Linked DNA regions of Mus musculus: region 2 is linked to region 1. The links are chromatin loops, found by intact Hi-C in ENCODE. Cell type or tissue: gastrocnemius. All regions are shown on one strand. Each heading gives the region's core, and the rest is flanking DNA. Links, peaks and the distances in the headings are about the cores only.

Region 1 (5,248 bases), core at 829-4,828:
ATGAAGTCAGTAATGTCTAGACTCGATCTTCTAGTCTTTAAACTATACACACATGGATTTGGATTAATGATGTTTTCAGCCTGATCAGTTTCCGTAAAATTACTTCCCCTTCGGGAAAACCTCGTCACTTTCCCATAAGCTAGTCTGGGTCTCCAGCCCAACAAGGCAACACCACCTTTCATCACCTTCCCAACCAACCGAGACTGTCGCATTACCAACACCCTGTTCTGAGGAGAGTACAACCACCTTCTCTCCGAAAAAAAAGGTGTAAGGCCCGCTCTTACCCTTCCAGTCTCATCTGAAGACTCCCTGAACCTCTGCAAGGATGTCGGCAAACCCTTAGGATCACTGAGAACGCACATTTGTGGGGAAAGCCCTTCAGTGTGACTCTGCAGTGAGGGCCATCTCAGTGACATCCCCTCCCAAGCCTGTCTCACCGGAGACGCCTCTGCCTCCCGGGGTTTTCCTACCATCCGGATCACCCGGGCCATGGCCTTTCCCAAGGAAGGAGTTTAGGGGAATGGGATCCGTCGGTTGTTGCAGACCCCCAAGAAATAGCTAACACAATCCTACCACCTGAATCAGCCCCAAAGGCTCCAAATAGGGAACCATAATGGCCGTACTCGCTCTCAACCCAGGGAAAAGGTGGGCATCATAATCCCTAGTCAATGGACCACGGTGATGGTGAAGGGCCAGGGGTCTAGCAGAAATGAGCTCCTCGCCCGTGCAGGAGGACAACGGAAAGGGAGCCCCAAGCATCCGCAGGCCGCGATTCACACACCCTATCTGCTCTCACCCTGTCAATCGTCCCCACCAGCCACGAGTTACCTGTCGCACCTCACCTGCCCGGGCTCGAAATGCAGAAAGTGTACCTAGACGGGACCCAGAGGCTCTGTCACTGAGAGAGGGGAAGTCTTCAGCTGCAGGAGGCGGGCCAGTCCTAGCTAGTCATGTGTCCTCAAGCCCCACCCCGCTTCCCCTCGCCCGTCACGCCGCGTCTCGCAGGCTTAAATCTTTGCGGACCGCCTTGGATGTGAATGGTTCCGCGACTTCAGAAAAGCGTTAGTTTCTTTTTCTTTTCTTTTTCTTTTTTTTTTTACAATGACGGGGGTTACAGAAACTACAGTACAGAAGACGAGGATGGCAAGGGTTAAAGTGCATTGCTAAGGAAGTGACGCTAAGTCACGCTCTAGGGACCGGAAATGGCCATGAGTCCCGCCTCTAAGGCCCCAGTAAAATCCTGGGCTGGAAGACGTTAAGCCTATCACGTGATTTAAAAAAAAAAAAACCCTGTGAGGTTTGCCTGCTGGAGGATCGCCAAGTTATCCGGACCCATCACTACCTTTTGAATTTAAAACACATTTACTGCAAGTTCCCATGGGCTTTCTTACATTGAGAAGAATCCGTTTTACAAAACCCTATTAGTCGGCCAGAGGGTTTGAAGGTCACTGGAGGGCTAGAAAGGAATCGGGGTGGGGGGCGGGAAAGGCTGATCCTGCTGGCTTGAAAGCGAGAGAAGGGTGGAAAGATCCGGATTTTGCCGCCGGAGCCTACCAAGCCAGATCCCCTAGAGAGTGTCGCAAAGGGTGGGAGGAGCTAGCGGGCCGTAGGCCCGGCCCCTGGAGAGCGGGGGGCGGGGAATCCTGGCGGCGCGGAGCACTGCGCCTGCGCGCGACGCGGCGGCCGCGCCGGCGCGTTGAGGGGCGGGGTGAAAGGTCACAGCGCGGCGGCGGGTCTGGCTGGCGGCAGCTGCGGGCGGGAGCCGAGTGTCCCGAGTGCACGTGTGGAGGAGCGGCGGCGGCGGCAGCGCGGCGGCAGATTTCCCCGCGTCTCCCGGAGCCTCAGGGCCTGGCTTGGCTTCTCAGCCAAAAGACCGGCGTGTGGGGTTGAGTGGTCTGAGCTCAGGGCGCGGGCGGAGAGCTCCGGGCGACGAGGACGACGGCGTTGGCGGCGGCTGTAACGACGGCCTCAGCAGACGGGGAAGATGAAAGGGTGAGGAAGGGCAGCTGGCGGGGGTGTGGGGGGGACCCCGGCGGCCGGGGCCCAGGAGAGGGGCGTGGGTCGATGGACAGGGAGAGCGCTGCGGGGAAGAGACGCGCGCGAAGCCCGGGCGGAGGGTCATGGCCGGGCTTCCCCGGTCCCGCGGCTCCCGGAGGGGGGCGGAGGCTAGGCCGGCTGTTGGCGGGCTGAAGGGCCGACGGAGGCAAGGGCGCGAGTCCACGGTTTCACGTGTGTGCACCGCCTGAGATCACGGGGAGGAGGAATGAGGCGCCCGGGGGCCTCTTCCCGGGAGCGCACCACCGAGCCACCTGAAGGTGCTCCTCCAGATCCGGGAACGGCGCTGTGGCCGCGGGCTTTGACACGTTGCGGGTTTTCTTAAGACTTGTGGGCCGTGCAGAACCTTCTGGAGGGAAAAGGAATTGGAATAAAGAGCACGGGGGATGAGTGCTAGGAGCTAGTGACTCAACGGACTTGGGTTGGGTCAGAGCGAGTGGAGGAAGGCGGGCGGTCGGGAGGGGAGGGGGAATAAACTGGAGCGGTGTAGACTTTGGGGTGCCAAAATGTTTAAGGAAGTAGCCATGGATCAGTAGGTGGAGCTATTGCTTCAGTGGTGTGTGTGTGTGTGTGTGTGTGTGTGTTGCCCCCCCCCTCCAGTGCAAGGAGGAGAGCTGCTGCTTTTGCTCTTCGTTAGCAAAGTTGAGGTTTAATCTTGCAAATCTTCCGTAACATTAGAAGTTATTTTGGTTTAACTGTTCCCGTTTGATAGGAAGTATTTCCTTTCCATTGATTTATATACTGTTACAGTATTTAGCGTCGCGAGTTTTGGAGGTTGCCTTTACTTACAGTCATTAGAAGAAAAAAAAAGAAAGCTTAAACATATTAAACGGTCTTTTCTTTCTAAGTCAGCTGAAAATTATAACTACAGTTTCAGTTAGTTGTTTATTCAACATCGTTTTATGGAGAGCGAAGTAAGTCGTTTCTCCAAACAAGCTTGTTCTGTGTAAAATGAAGGTCCCATACCTCTGAAATGATTCTGAGAAAGTTTTGATTTTAAATCTAAATAGAAAACATTTTTTCTAAACTCTGGTTTGCTTTAAATGTTAGTTTTTCATTCGGTGTTTTTTGGGTTTTATTTTTGGCATTTTTGGGGGGATGTTTGCTCCACCTGAGCCATGATCCAGGATGCTTGGTAATTTTTAAAAATATGATCCAGTTATTTTTAGGAAGTTTTATTTTTCTAGTAGAGTACGACTTTGATGCTGTCATTTTTTTCTACTCATTGCTACACACTCAGAACATACTTGTCATGTTCTGTTATAGTAAAAGCAATGAAGATAACAAGACTAAGAAATTATTCTGGATGTTTAGGTTAAAAATATTGGGTCTAGTTCAATTTCAAGTGTAGGATTAGTCTTTCTGATACTTGACAATAGAAATGGAACCACACCGTGGTGCTGTTGGCAGTCTATTGGAACTTTTATCTAGTATACTCTTGAAGCAATTCTACTTTATTAACTAACTGGAGTTCTTGGAATTGAAGCAAAGTATTCGGTGCTCTGCAAGTACTCTGCCACTGAGCTACGTCCCCAGCACTTTATTTTGAGGTAGAGTCTCACTAAGTTGCTCAGGCTGACGCTGAACTTGGCAACAATCTTCTTGCCTCCCTCAGCCCTTTGAGTTGCTAGTATTACGGGCTTGAGCCACCAGCACCAGCTGGCTCTTTGTATTTAAATAGATATTTAAGTGTAACACGATGGAGGCAGATGCCTAGAAATGCGTTACTGGGCAAACTTGGAATTGTTGAATCCATATTTTAGGCCAGTAGTTAGGCTCAAAATTAAGACTCCTTAAGTAAATTGTTTTATTTTTTTAGGGTTGAGGGCTTAGAATTGGGTTCTGGACTAAACAACTTTTAAGATGATTTCACAGGTATATTTGATTTTTCCCTAACTAACTCCCAATAAGCACGGGACTTAAAATTTTCCTTTCCTTCCTTTTAAGATACTAAAATGAGATCAGGGTATAGTGCAGTTTTACTTTGTTGTTTTGTTTTATTAAGATGTTAATGTCCTTGAGATACAGAACTTGTATAAATGTCTTCTGTATTCAGTCTCCAGACTCTTCATTGGAAAGACTCTATTCCATGAATTTTCTTTGAAGTTTTATTTGCTAAAGTTTTATTGTATATTGAGCTTACCAAACATAGTTAAATAGATGAATCTGAAGTTTAGAAAACTGAAACACCCCCTCCTATGATTTAAATTTTGGGCATTGAAACTTTTTAAGCTTACTTTTAAAAATGTTTTTATTTCATATTTTTTACTTTAGTATTCTTATTAGTAATAGCAACAGGATATCCAGTTGTAAATCATGTATTTTCCTTATCTCCATAGTAGATAATTTTGCAATTAATAACTACTGTATTTTTATGTGCATATCTAGAAAAACGAGAACTACATTATTAGACTATTTGCTCTTTCCAGTGAGGTCTTTTTTTTTTTTTTTATGGACCAAAGACTTGGCTTGAATTTGTGGTTGGTAAGCTGATTTCTTCCCCCCCCCCCCCCCCCCCCCCCCCCGGCAGGGTTTCTCTGTGTAGCCCTGGCTGTCCTGGAACTCACTCTGTAGACCAGGCTAGCCTCAAACTCAGAAATCCACCTGCCTCTGCCTCCCAAATGCTGGGATTAAAGGCGTACGCCACCAAAGCCTAGCTGATTACTTTTTATCTGTTACTCCTCTCTGGGGGTGATGATATTCAGTATGCCACAGACAGCAATGACTGGCCCTGTAATTCGTTGTCAGTGTTATAGAAAATACAACTAAATGCACTTATCCTTCAATTATAATAAAGAGGTACAAATTAGTTTTAATAAAAATGCCTTTAAATAAAATATGAATGCTAAGTGGACCAAAGTAAAGATGAAAAGGTAGGTAGGAATAATATAAATACAGAGCAAAATAAAATGCTGTTGAAACTTGGCCAACTGGGGAACATAAGATTCTATAGTTATAAATGAAGCTTTGTTGATAAATACAAAATAGTCGTTATGTATACTGGGAACAAGCCCAGGAAGTCTTCTGTGTCTTTATCTAGGTGTTTGTTACATAGAAAATAGAGAACAACATTTGTATCTGTGTCTCTTCTCAATCAGGGTGGGGCCCCAAACCTTCAGATCCATCCTTTGCCCTTACTGTTTGCTACTGAGCCTGGATACAAAGTATATCTTGTATACCATTAAAACTTTTT
Region 2 (5,248 bases), core at 510-4,509, 77 kb after region 1:
AGGAATTAGCCTGCCTTCCCTGGTTTTTACCTGTTAGCTGTGTTACTGGAAAGGTTTTGATTCGGAACATTGAGACTTGTACGCCATAGGAGATTTTCAGTGGTTGGCCTTTACAAGTGTAGAGTTTAGAAGGAATTGGGGGGGGGGGGGGCTTGAGGTGCCACTCTAAGAAGAAAACCTTACAGCAGCAGAGAGCTCCTGGTTCTGCTGAGGCATCTGAAGGCCAGGATTGGAATTCAGTGGCTTAGCACATATAGTTTTGCTTAAGTTGTTATAATTACTGACATTCACCTATATTTTTATATCTTTATTTCTAATATTTTAGCTGAAGAAATTAAAAAGCTACGGAAACAACTAGAAGAAATCCAAAAAGAAAATGGCCGATATATTGAATTATTGAAAGCAAATGACATATGCTTGTATGATGACCCCACAATCCACTGGAAAGGCAATCTGAAAACCTCAAAGGTGTCTGTTGTTATTCCAAGTGACCAGGTCCAGAAAAACATCATCGTTTATTCCAACGGGAGCCAGCCTGGGGGAAACAGCCAGGGGACAGCTGTTCAGGGAATAACCTTTAATGTTGGTCACGGCTTGCAAAAGCAGACCGCCAATGTGGTGCCAGTGCAGAGGACCTGCAAGCTTGTGACTCCCGTGTCTATTTCTGGAGTTTACCCTTCTGAAAACAAGCCGTGGCATCAGACTACAGTGTCTGCGCTGGCTGCCAACCAGTCTGTTCCCCTTTGTCTTCCCGCTGCCATTTCTGCTCAAAACATTCTCGAACTTTCTACTTCTGAAAGCCAATCAAGTGGGCTGGGTGCCACTGGTGGCTCAGTGGTCACCGTTTCAGTTGGCCCTGACCCTCACCCACATCGTTCCTCGAATACATGCCTAAATGATCAAAATGCTTCAGAAAATAACAATGCACAGGAGAGCCCCAAATCATCAAAGAAAACAGTCACGTGTGTCTCAGGCATCTCCTCCAGTACTTCAGCAGCTGCCCCCGAAGTGCACCATGAAAACAAGTCCAGCCCGGCAATGCAGGGCTCCAGTGCAGATTCGCAAAACACCCTTGTGTCAGTTACCACCACAGTGTGCTCCCAGCCTCCCAGATCTACAGGTGGCTCTTCTCCAGTGAGTGGTAGCAAGACTGTAGACTCACCAAGTACAGCCACAGTGGTGGTGCCAGCCCATGCTGCAGTAGCGAAGAGTACCCTCCCAGTGAGCAGTCTCTCTGCAAACCCTTTGGAGGGTGGTTGGACTCTCTCTTGTTCTCTGCCTTCTTCAAGTGTCAGTGCTTCAGAACTAAAAAACATCAGCAGCCTTACCCGAATCTCTTCAGCCGGAAACACACAGACAACGTGGACTACACTGCATCTGGCCGGAAACACTATTCAGCCTTTAAGCCAGCCACCATCTTCTGCTGCGACTCCAGCACTAAATGAGTGTGGTACCAGCCCTACCCCAAACAACCACAAGCACGTGGCTACAGCTATCACCCTAAATAATTCCCCTCCAACAGATGGGCAGCCAGTTGAGCAAGTAGTGGTGACTTTGCCTTCGTGTCCACCCTTACCTATGCAACCACTAATTGCCCAGCCACAAGTTAAGTCTCAGCCTCCCAAAAATATCCTTCCTTTGAATTCAGCAATGCAAGTGATTCAGATGGCTCAGCCAGTTGGGTCAGGTGTCACTGCAGCTCCAGCTAACCAAAATGTCATCATTCTTCAGCCACCAAGCACAACCCCATGCCCAACAATGATGAGGGCAGAGGTTTCCAACCAAACAGTAGGTCAACAGATTGTCATCATACAGGCGGCTAATCAGAACCCATTGCCACTCCTCTCTGCTCCGCATCCTGGTCCTGTTCGACTGCCTGTCAATGGGGCCAGTGCTATAATAGGGTCTCATAATTCAGTGCAAAATGTGCCAGCCCCACAGACTTTTGGAGGAAAGCATCTTGTCCACATATTACCAAGACCTTCCTCTCTATCCACATCTAACTCAACACAGACTTTTTCTGTTACCATGTCAAACCAACAGCAGCCTCAAACCATTTCTTTAAACGGACAGCTCTTTGCTTTGCAGCCTGTGATGTCCTCATCAGGAACTACAAATCAAAGCCCTATGCAAATTATTCAACCCACCACCAGCGAAGATCCAAATACCAATGTTGCCCTGAATACATTTGGGGCTTTGGCCAGCCTCAATCAAAGCATATCACAGATGGCTGGGCAAAGCTGTGTACAGTTGTCTATTAGCCACTCTGCTAATCCTCAGACTTCTGCAAACAGTCAAACCAGCCCTGCCAACTGCGTTTCACTAACAACAACTGTAGCACCTACCATAACAGTAGATAATTCAGCCACACCATCCACTACTTACAGTCTTGCAACAGCTTCCTCAACAAACACTGTCACTTGTTTGCCCTCTACCATGAAATCAAAAAGACTGAGCAAGAAGCCAGGTGCCAAGAAACACTTAACAGCTAACAAGCCAGCATGTCCCCTGAATTCAGTCAGAGATGTGGGCAAGATAGATGGCCCCAGAATAAACAGCTCAGCAGAGCCATCATGCAGTGATGGACTGCTGGACAGCCTCCCTGTTGGCCTATCGTCTGTTGCTGTGTCCCAGGCAAAGAATGTTAGTATTTCTGCTTCACATTCTTTGGATGTTCTGAATTCTGAATCAGTAACCCCTGACTCTGGTCCCCAATCTAAGTCAACAGAAGACTGTAGCTCACCTTCCCACGAATCTGAAACAAACGAACAACTTGTATTGGCGCCAGCAAAACCCAAAGATTCTACTCCTATTTTACAAGAGACATCTCAGGGTACACCACCGTGTTCTGTAGCGTTGTCCAATGATATGAAATCCTGTACTTCAGCCAACGTGTTGACTCCATCTCCTATCGAATCCCAGAGTTTGGTTTCTCAGGTTTCTGGTCTGTCATCCACTACGAGCACTTCAAGCACTGACTGTATTTCTGAGGTAGAAATTGTGGCAGAACCTTGCCCAGTTCAGCAGGATTCATTGGACACCATGCAGACAGCAGGGTCTTTAAAAGGGCAAGGACTAACTATGTTGCTGTCGGATCTTGCTAAAGAAAAGGACCTTCAGAGGTCATCTCTCTCAGTCCAGATGGAGCATCCTGACTTTTCTCCAGAAAGTTCTAAGATAGGTGATTCTAATGTTGATTTGCCTCCCAAGCAGGAACTGCTACTGATGAGCGATGACAGAGACCCGCCACAGCCCCACTCCTGCCTCCCTGATCAGGAGGTTCTCCATGGGTCTTTGCTCACCAGTAGACAGGCTGACTCTCCTCTGTCAACCAGCTCTGGCAGTAGTCGTAGTTTCTCCGTTGCATCCATGCTTCCTGAAACAGCTCGAGAAGATGTGACGAGCAGTACAACATCTAACACGTGTGATGGCTGCACCTTTGCAGAGCAAACTGACATTGTGGCCCTTGCTGCAAGAGCCATCTTGGACCAGGAGAGCATTGAGAAGGGAAGACTTGGCACACAGGCTGATGTGAAGGAGGTTACTCCAAAGCCTTCTGAAACCTCTTTAGAGGGAGACCAGCCCTTTAAACCACAGATCCACAAGGAGACATGCACGGGACAGGCTGACCCAACACCAAGTGAATTTAACTCTCAGGATTCTGTGGAAGTGACAGTCGATAGGCCTCTTGAAAAACCAAGCTGTTCTCTGGGAATTAAAGGATCAAATGCCCCCATACAGGTGTCAGCCCCTCAGCCACCAAGTCTCACCCATCAGAATAGCATCAGCAGCCATCCTCTGGTCAGTTGCACAGGTCTATCGCAGAGCTCAGATCAAACTTCTAATCCTGTGACGGTTAATATGACTGTTTCATCCAGTTCTTATGGCAGCCAGCCTCCTGTGCCACCTCTGATGACAGAATATCCCCAGGAACAGCTGACCAGCATGACTAGCGCCATACCAAACCCACAGGTTCAAGAACCGCTTTCAAAGCCCAGTCATGAAAGTCGTAAAGATTCTGCAAAGCGCACTGTGCAAGATGATCTTTTACTAAATTCAGCCAAACGTCAGAAGCACTGCCAGCCAGCCCCTCTCAGGCTTGAAAGTATGCCCCTGATGAGCAGGACTCCAGACAACATTCCTGATCAAACCCAAATGATGGCGAGTCAGATCACACCTAACTCTTCAAACTCAGTTGTACCTGTTAGCAACCCAGCACATGGAGATGGCCTTGCACGGTTATTTCCACCTAGTAACAACTTTGTGGCTCCTCCATTGAGGCAGACGGATGTTCAGTGTAATTCTCAGCCTTCGGTTGCTGAGCAACAGCAGCAGCAGCAAACCCAGGCAGGTCAACATCTGCAGGCACTGCAGCAGCATGTACCACCTCAAGGAGTGTCTCATCTTCACACCAACCATCTGTACATCAAGCAGCAGCAGCAAGCAGGGCAGTTAAGAGAGAGGCATCACTTGTATCAGCTGCAGCATCATGTGCCTCATGCAGACAGTGCTGTCCACTCCCAGCCCCATATTGTGCACCAACAGAGAACTCTACAACAGGAAGTTCAGATGCAGAAGAAAAGGAATCTCGTTCAGGGCACTCCTACATCTCAGCTATCCTTACAACCCAAACACCATGGGACTGACCAGTCAAGACCCAAGAGTAGCCAGCCACATCCTCACCATCAACAGATGCAACAACAGCTGCAGCAACACTTTGCAAGTTCCCAGCCAGAGAAGAGCTGTGAAAACCCTTCAACTAACCGGGGCCACCATAGCCATCCCCAGAACCACCTCAATCAGGACGTTCTACACCAGCAACAGGATGTTGGAAGCAGACAGCAGGGTTCTGACCATGTATCTGGGCATAATCCAATGCAGAGGCTTTTACCATCAAGAGGCTTAGAGCAGCAAATGGTGTCCCAACCAAGTATTGTGACTAGGTCTTCAGACATGACCTGCGCTCCACACAGGCCAGAGAGAAACCGAGTCTCCAGTTACTCTGCAGAAGCACTCATTGGAAAGTCATCTTCTACTTCAGACCAGAGAATGGGCATATCGATTCAGGGTTCCAGGGTTTCAGACCAGCTTGAAATGAGAAGTTATCTTGATGTTCCAAGAAATAAGAGCTTGGCACTTCATAATATGCAGGGCCGCATGGATCATACTGTCACCTCAGATATCCGCCTTTCTGATTGCCAGACATTCAAACCAGGTGGAGCCAGCCAACAGCCCCAGAGTAATTTTG

Evidence for each region. Hi-C counts contacts between places; a loop is a spot of excess contacts. Peaks named below come from ENCODE experiments on the same cell type or tissue, not always from the same donor. Only the 100,000 strongest peaks of a DNase experiment are listed, where the experiment ranks them.
Region 2: a loop joins it to region 1, with 2.9 times the contacts of the local background. A loop is called at or near these places in 1 of 42 quality-filtered maps.

The regions. Positions count from the first base shown.
Region 1 is chr16:44,138,120-44,143,367 of GRCm38, forward strand. It overlaps Atp6v1a (ATPase, H+ transporting, lysosomal V1 subunit A), which reads right to left and starts at 1,140. Exons shown (of 15, transcript NM_007508.6): 1 at 843-1,140. Naa50 (N(alpha)-acetyltransferase 50, NatE catalytic subunit) reads left to right here and starts at 1,672. Exons shown (of 5, transcript NM_001347239.1): 1 at 1,672-1,992. The coding sequence starts at 1,985. In gastrocnemius, for the core only: CTCF peaks have their summits at 2,577 (motif pointing right) and 3,478; DNase peaks (open chromatin) are centred at 939, 1,265, 1,659, 2,146 and 2 more places; H3K4me3 peaks cover 3,644 bases; H3K27ac peaks cover 3,892 bases.
Region 2 is chr16:44,215,090-44,220,337 of GRCm38, forward strand. Usf3 (upstream transcription factor family member 3) reads left to right here. Exons shown (of 8, transcript NM_001029889.2): 8 at 326-5,248. Among named protein-coding and RNA genes, the nearest start is that of Usf3, 44 kb to the left of the region's middle. In gastrocnemius, for the core only: no CTCF peak of the experiment used is centred there; no DNase peak of the experiment used is centred there; H3K27ac peaks cover 4,000 bases.